Regions from separate parts of the Homo sapiens genome. Here region 1 is linked to region 2. Evidence: chromatin contacts called from ENCODE Hi-C or POLR2A ChIA-PET data. All regions are on one chromosome and are shown on one strand. The core of a region is the stretch at or near the end of the contact, and the rest is flanking DNA. Distances in the headings are between cores, read along the strand shown. Region 1 holds the start of SWT1 (SWT1 RNA endoribonuclease homolog). Region 2 holds the start of XPR1 (xenotropic and polytropic retrovirus receptor 1).

Region 1 (3,480 bases), core at 675-3,174, 4.5 Mb after region 2:
AGCTGCTGAACCACTTCTGACTAATATAAACAAATACAACTTCGAAGTGAGGTAGGAGGCTACTTAGGAGGGTGGAACCCTCTCAGCTCCCCATGCCTCCCCGATCCCTACCCACTGTAGTTGAAGAAACAACTGGCCTTATTTTGTACCTACAAGCTCTGATCTTATATAATGAGAAGGGGCTTACCTGAAGCATTCTGACTTTTGTCTTTCCTGTGATTAGCCCTACTCTGAAATCTATAACAATTTGTATGTTGTTTCAAAACTGCAAAATAATCCTATCTATAACTATCTAACCTTTTATAAATATTAAACTCAAAACTGGCCTAGAAGTAGAAAAAATAATGAATTAAAGATTATTTTAAGTTCCAATTCAGAAAGCACATAAAGGTCAACTTATGACCACAAACTAAATGTTAAAAGAACTTAAATTATGTCTTTCTTAGACCTTACATTTTAAAATGTTAGAAGATCCTTAAGAAAGTGTTACTCATCAGTCTTTTAAATTCCTATATGGTCCAATAAACCACCACTTAGAAAACATGCAGGCACATTCAGAAGCACAATAATATGGGCCATTAATTCTCAACAGTCTATTTCTGATGGAATGGAGTACAAAACTCAATTGGTATTTATGTATGGGGGAAAACATCCGTAAATTTAGTCGACTCTTTCCTAAACTACTACTCAGCCTCAAAATCTTTTCGGAGGCAAGCTGCTAGCGGGGGAAAAGAAAACTGAAATGAGAAAAACTCATCTCCTTGTGGCTGTCGAAGCAGAAAAGCTAGTTGACAGTAATGGTTTAGAAATGTTGGCAGCTAGGATCTACTACCGTAAACAGGTTGCCTCGGTTACTATGTCACATTTGAAAGAACTTAGTTAACCATGGCAGACTGGACTGCGGGAAACTACCAAATTATGTGTAACTTCCTATTTTTGTACCTTAAAAAGACTCCCTTTTAAGAAAAAGCCCTTAACCTCATTATTTCCTTCTATCTGCAGCATTCCTGCTCTCCGCATATCCCTCACCGTGACATCCTCGAGGCTTATGAAGATGCCGTCTCCCATTCTGTAACCCTGCTTTAGCCGCTACACGGGCCCCTCTTTCCTCCCCACCATTTTCCTAAACCTGCCTTGCCCCATAAAAACCATCCCGGTGAAGGGCCTCCCCTACTTCCCAGCAAGGCGCACTTTCTCTCTTCTGCAGCAGAAAGATCTGGGCCTTCTGCACTTACTGCTTTTAGCCTCCTCAGGGGCAGAGGCTAGGGACGGGGACAGGGCCGGAGCCTGGGCCAGGGCAGGGGCTGGGGCTGGAGCCGAGGCCGGAGTCGGAGCCGAGTCCAGAGCCGAATCCGGGGCCGGAGCTGGGACCCCAGCCGAGTCCCGGGCCGGGGTCGGGACCTGGACCTGGGCCACCTCCACCTCCTCCTTCTCCAGGGGCAGCAGCTCCTCCTCCGCCATATTCTCCATAGTTACCGCCTCCGTGCCAAGCCCGCCCGGGGACCCGGAGCGGGGCTCACGGCGGGGTCAGAGAACTGACGTGAATGCCCACAGGGCTGGATCCAAGGAGTGGGGAAGCAAGTGGGGAGGGCGGGATGCGTGCAACAGACAAAAGATGAAGAACCAGTGACCAAATCCTGTTAGTAGAAAACAGAAAGCCAGAGGCAGCGATTCCAGATGCCCGTCCGCTTCCCTTTCCCCGAGGCGTTACGACGCCACCACAAACTGCGCAGAAGCGTACTGGGGACGGCGTCCAATTGGGTAAGAGGGTTCGGTTTCTACGGTGCGTCTCCGGCCCACCGGCCAACCACCAAACCGAACAAAGACTACAGCACCCAGGATACACTGCGCAGTCTGGGGGCGGGGCCGGAGTTCAAGCCTCGGAGGAAGTAAATGCAAATCTAAGCGAGCGCTGTGGGGCGGTGAGTAGGTAGTGCGGATGCGGGCGCAGAACTACGTTTCCCAGCAGGCATACAGTTGGTGGGGCGGGGTGTGTGTGTGTGTTGGGAGGCGGGGGTCCCTCTCCTTTGGCTTGGGGCTCCGGAGTTGCCACTGCCGCCGGCGCTGGTAAGGTAGGAACTGCGGGGTGCGTTGACGTTTTGCTGGGCAGGTTCCCCCTCGTCCCCCGCCCCAAGTATACTGGCGGGCGGGCGGCCGGCCGGACTGGGGACTCAGGAGTCACACGGACCTGGGCGGGGCGACTCTGTGGGCGGGTCCGGGGACGAGCCAGCTCCGTGGAGGGTGTGGTTCTGGCCCGGCTTGCCTCCGGGGCTGCCCCTTGCCCGGTGTTGGGGTCTGGTCGGTTCGTGCGGAGCCCGCGGGCCCGCGGCGGTTTACTAGCAGCTGACGAGCTTGCCTGTCCATCCAGCTGACTTGGAATTAGGGTCTGTTCTTCATTTCGCACCCTCACCTACACCGTGACCCGAACACTCTTTTCCTTTGTTTTTATTTTTGCTTTAGTCTTCATGTTGCCAGTATCAGCAGTTCTGCGGTGTGGCCAGTGGATAGAAATTAGTTGTTTTGCTCTATTTTGCTTTGTTTTCAGGCTTTTAATAACCAGAGCTCTGAGTGGGTAGAGCTTCGGGGCATTTAATTTTGATGCGTTTCAGATCCCCAAAACATATGCTAGCGAGTCCCCTGTCCCCCGTACTTCTCTCCCCTTCACTCTTAGTGCCTACTTGACATTCGAGCCTTTCTTGTTTCTTTCTTCTGTCCCCCCGCGATAAATCCACTGGGACAGAAAGGAGAAAAACGTGAACTTTCTGGCTGCCCTGCTTGGGCTTGGTCCGAACCTTCTAGGCATCAGGGCAGGAGAGGGAAGCCCAATTTAGTCTCAAGAACAAGACGCGCGCTTCCAGTTAGCTTTTCTTAGTTAATTAAGTTGATAAACGCCAATCTTCTTGGTCTATTTGTTTCCTACTTGTTTCAGAACCCCGGGGAAGAGATAGCATGATTATTTGGCACTTTGAAGCACTAACTGGAAATTAACTCCTCCCCCTATAGTTAAGAAGTATATATCTGGAGGGGTGTGTGTGTGTGTTTAACCTCTCCCCAGTTTAATGGGAACAGATTATCCCTGTGGAGCTTCTGTGAGTTATAGTCCTAAATCCCTTTTACTGATCGTCCCGTACAGCTTTTATCTAGTATTCCTGAATGTGTAGTTGACTCATGGCTCAACAGTCAATTAAAAATGGGATAACACTGACTATAACTTACAGAAATGCTAACTATATCTGTGCATCATCCAATAATTCTTGTTCTCATTTCTTTTTTTTTTTTTTACTGTCGTTCATGATGATTTTTTATTTCTAAATGACTAGATGGTTAACTGAAAGCTAGATTCAGTATGTTAATGTCATTTAACACCAGCTGGAAACCAGATTAAAAGGGTCAGATTTTAGTGTCTGGATTCTGTGGGAATTTTTGTAAGAATTTCTAAGCATGGTCTGTGCTTGTAAGACATCCTGAAGAAGGAATCGT
Region 2 (3,285 bases), core at 312-2,811:
TACCTCCAGCAGAGGGGAATCTTTATGGTGAGCAGACGGAGGTCTGAGGTGAGAGGAGTCCTCACTCTTCTTTCTTTATTTTTTTGACCTTGATTACCCTTTCACCAGAGGTTAAGGCTTTTATACAGAAAAAGCCAGAAAGACTCATAGTCTATGCCTATTTTCCATCTTGTGTCATCCCTCTCCTGGGGAAATGATTGCAGAATCCCTATTGGCATGAATTAAGGGGAAGAGAAAGGGGAAAAAAGTACATGGAGAAAAAAAGACAACAGCAGAGAATGATATCTCAGAGCACTGCTCCAGGCATAGCAGTTCCCTAGTAAATCTTGAAATCTCATCAAAATTGTGAGGGTTAGGCTGAGCAAGGTGGCTCATGCCTGTAATTCCAGCACTTTAGGAGGCCTAGGTGGGAGGACTGTTTTAGCTCAGGAGCTCAAGACCAGCCTGGGCAACATAGCAAGACCCACATCTCTCCCAAAAATAAACAAAAAAATTAGTTTGGCATAATGGCATGTGCCTGTAGTCCCAGCTACTCAGGGGGCTGAGGTGGGAGGATGGCTCACAAACCTATGTGAGGTAAGGCTGCAGTGAACCATGATGGTGTGACTGCACTCCAGCCTGGGCAACAAAGCGAGACCAAAAAAAAAAATGTTAGAATCAAGGGACAAAGTACATGTAAGAGGTTTAGAATAGCACTTGGTACAGGAACAGTGAGTGCTCAATAAATTATTATTAGGTCTCCTCCACCCAGGGTAGGACCTGGGTTTCTGTCCTGAATTGGGACTTCCAAGACAATCACTCCCACACTCAATGTAGTACAGAGCTCTGTGAGTGATCTCTGCCCATGTTCCCCAGGGACACTTCAGCCTGGGTGCTGGGCCTGTTTCCGGTTTTACTGGGGTGGGCTTAGAGCTGTACTTCTACGGGGTTCTCTTTCCTCTCAACGTTGGTTTCCCTCCCAACCCTCACCCCCAACCCCAGGAAGCTCAGTTTACAAGTGCGGTCGGTACCCTCATTTGGTGTTTTTATTGGCTTTTCTGATAGCCCCTGGACTAGACAATTACATTGAAATTCAGAAGCAGCATGCACTTTTTGGCATTGATGTCTTTAATTAAATTCAATAAGCACTTATTGAGCACCTAGAGTGTGTAAAATACTGTTCCTTTAAATACATTTAGTCCTGAACTGTTTTAGCTTCTTAGTTTGGATTAGTGCTGATCCATTTCTTAAAGGTTTTATGAAGCATAAATATCAAAATGGAAAAATATTTGCACAGTTCTTTGTAAATATAAACGTCTTGTGTGGATTATTGTTGCTACAGTATTAATATTAACTGCAGTAACAACACTGCTGCTTCCCAGACAGGCGGTAGAAAGCAGCTGTAGGCCAACAGGAGCCAGACTGAAGAGATCCAGGGAGGTGCCTCCAGCACGTACGGCCCACAAGGGGCGGAGTCTTAAGAAGCGTACCCAAGCCCCACCCCTTACAGCACCCCCTTCGTCAGGGCGGTGTAGGCGGTTACCATGGCGATGACGTCCAGAGGGCGGGGAGGGGCGGGGCTATGGAGAGGAGGAGGAAGATGGCGGGCGGGCTGCTCTGAAGAGACCTCGGCGGCGGCGGAGGAGGAGAGAAGCGCAGCGCCGCGCCGCGCCGGGGCCCATGTGGGGAGGAGTCGGAGTCGCTGTTGCCGCCGCCGCCTGTAGCTGCTGGACCCGAGTGGGAGTGAGGGGGAAACGGCAGGATGAAGTTCGCCGAGCACCTCTCCGCGCACATCACTCCCGAGTGGAGGAAGCAATACATCCAGTATGAGGTACCGGCACGGCTGGGGTGTGGGAGGACTCGGAGGGGCCACCATCTCGCCAGTCCTGACGTCCACCGCCGCCTTCCGCTTCAGCTGGCTCCCTGTGCCCGGGCAGACTTTGACCCGCTGCCGCGGGGAGCCACTGCGGCATCCCCGCCGCGGCCGGCCGCCTCCCGGCTCCGCTGTCCTTCCCCTCCCCCGCAGCCCCGCTGCCGCCGGGGTAACGGATATGCAGGCGGAGGGCCGGGAGGAAAGGCGCTGCCCGGGCCGGGGCCGGGGCCGGGGAACGGTGGGAGGGTGAGCTGCAGGTGGGGGAGTCACGGTGCGAGGGCAGCCCCGGGTCGCGGCTGTTCCGCGCTAATCCCCTTCTCCCCACTCGCCCTGACCTCTCGTCCCCACCCTGGGCGAGCGCCCCCTCGCCAAGGTTAGGTCTTGTTTCTCTCTCTACACCTCTCACCAAGGAATCCTTGTCTTCCAAGAGAAGCCCCTCCAGTGATTTCCTTCATTCCAAAGAGCCCTTCGGCTTTTTCCCACTTGCCCACTGTTGACAAAGGCTTTGTAACGGGGTTGAAACTTGACTTAAGTGTGTATCACATATGTAGTGGTTATAGTTTTTGTAAACACGTTGTAATCAACTATTCTGCTTTGATAATAAGACTCTTTTTACTGATTGCATGAAGTCTACAGAGTAATAACATCTTTGTTTTTGCCTCTTGTTTTGGAATGGAGGGAAGAGAAAGGAGAGAAGAGAATTATTAACATTTTTTTATTTTCTGCTAAGTTTTTGCTAGCTGGGGAGAAAATTAGTATATTGTAAACAATATACCTTACCTGTGTATTACAGAAATCATGCTCCCCATTCCCTCCCAATTTCTGTGCTAACACTGCTGGAAGGTATTTAATAGATAATAAGGAACCTTACATTAATAAAGGGAAAAATAAAGATAATGAACCCATTTATATGTTCAGAAGACAAGATACCTAAGAGGCTTTAAGCATTGCAATAGGTTATTCTCAGTAGCTGGCAATTCAGCTCCTGGATAGAGAAAGACAGACTTATCTGTAACCTCCAGGAATTCACATCTGTTTTGTGTGCAGGAACAAAGAATATAAAATCAATATGAACACACATAACTTAGCTAGATTTTATGAATTAAACTATTTTAGTTCTCCATTTAATTTTTATATAAGTTTAGTGATAGGAGGTTTGGGCAATAGCAGTGAGTGTATTTATTCATATAGCCATTGTAATAATTGAAGAAGACAGGGAAAGAGATGCAGGTAGGTTAAACGGAATCTTGAATATTGTGAAATAAATTCACTTGCAACCTAGAGTATTTCATTATTGCTAGAAATGAAAGGCCTATAATTATTAATGCTTTATTGTCACTCAATTTCTTACAGTATTTTGTGGCCATGTTTTGTAAGAATGAGTGAAATAAGGGACTAACATTTCAGCCTGCAGAGTTGATTTATTGTTTCTA

Evidence for each region. A loop is a pair of places that touch in the nucleus more often than their neighbours do. ChIA-PET counts read pairs that join two places held with the same protein, here RNA polymerase II (POLR2A). Pooled maps may share reads with other maps.
Region 1: a map of naive thymus-derived CD4-positive, alpha-beta T cell shows a loop between it and region 2 (19-fold over the local background). The contact joins the promoter of SWT1 here to the promoter of XPR1 in region 2. A Hi-C loop is called at or near these places in 1 of 168 maps with a recorded cell type or tissue (naive thymus-derived CD4-positive, alpha-beta T cell) and 9 of 50 pooled maps. POLR2A ChIA-PET finds 5 or more read pairs at or near these places in 1 of 52 experiments (T-cell).

Annotation. Positions count from the first base shown.
Region 1 is chr1:185,155,243-185,158,722 of GRCh38, forward strand. SWT1 (SWT1 RNA endoribonuclease homolog) reads left to right here and starts at 1,925. Exons shown (of 19, transcript NM_017673.7): 1 at 1,925-2,072. TRMT1L (tRNA methyltransferase 1L) reads right to left here and starts at 1,711. Exons shown (of 15, transcript NM_030934.5): 1 at 1,236-1,711. The coding sequence starts at 1,470. RefSeq lists enhancers at 799-1,704, 1,548-1,657 and silencers at 1,208-1,457, 2,198-2,317.
Region 2 is chr1:180,630,461-180,633,745 of GRCh38, forward strand. It overlaps XPR1 (xenotropic and polytropic retrovirus receptor 1), which reads left to right and starts at 1,562. Exons shown (of 15, transcript NM_004736.4): 1 at 1,562-1,810. The coding sequence starts at 1,742. RefSeq lists enhancers at 1,426-1,926, 1,927-2,427 and a silencer at 1,922-2,301.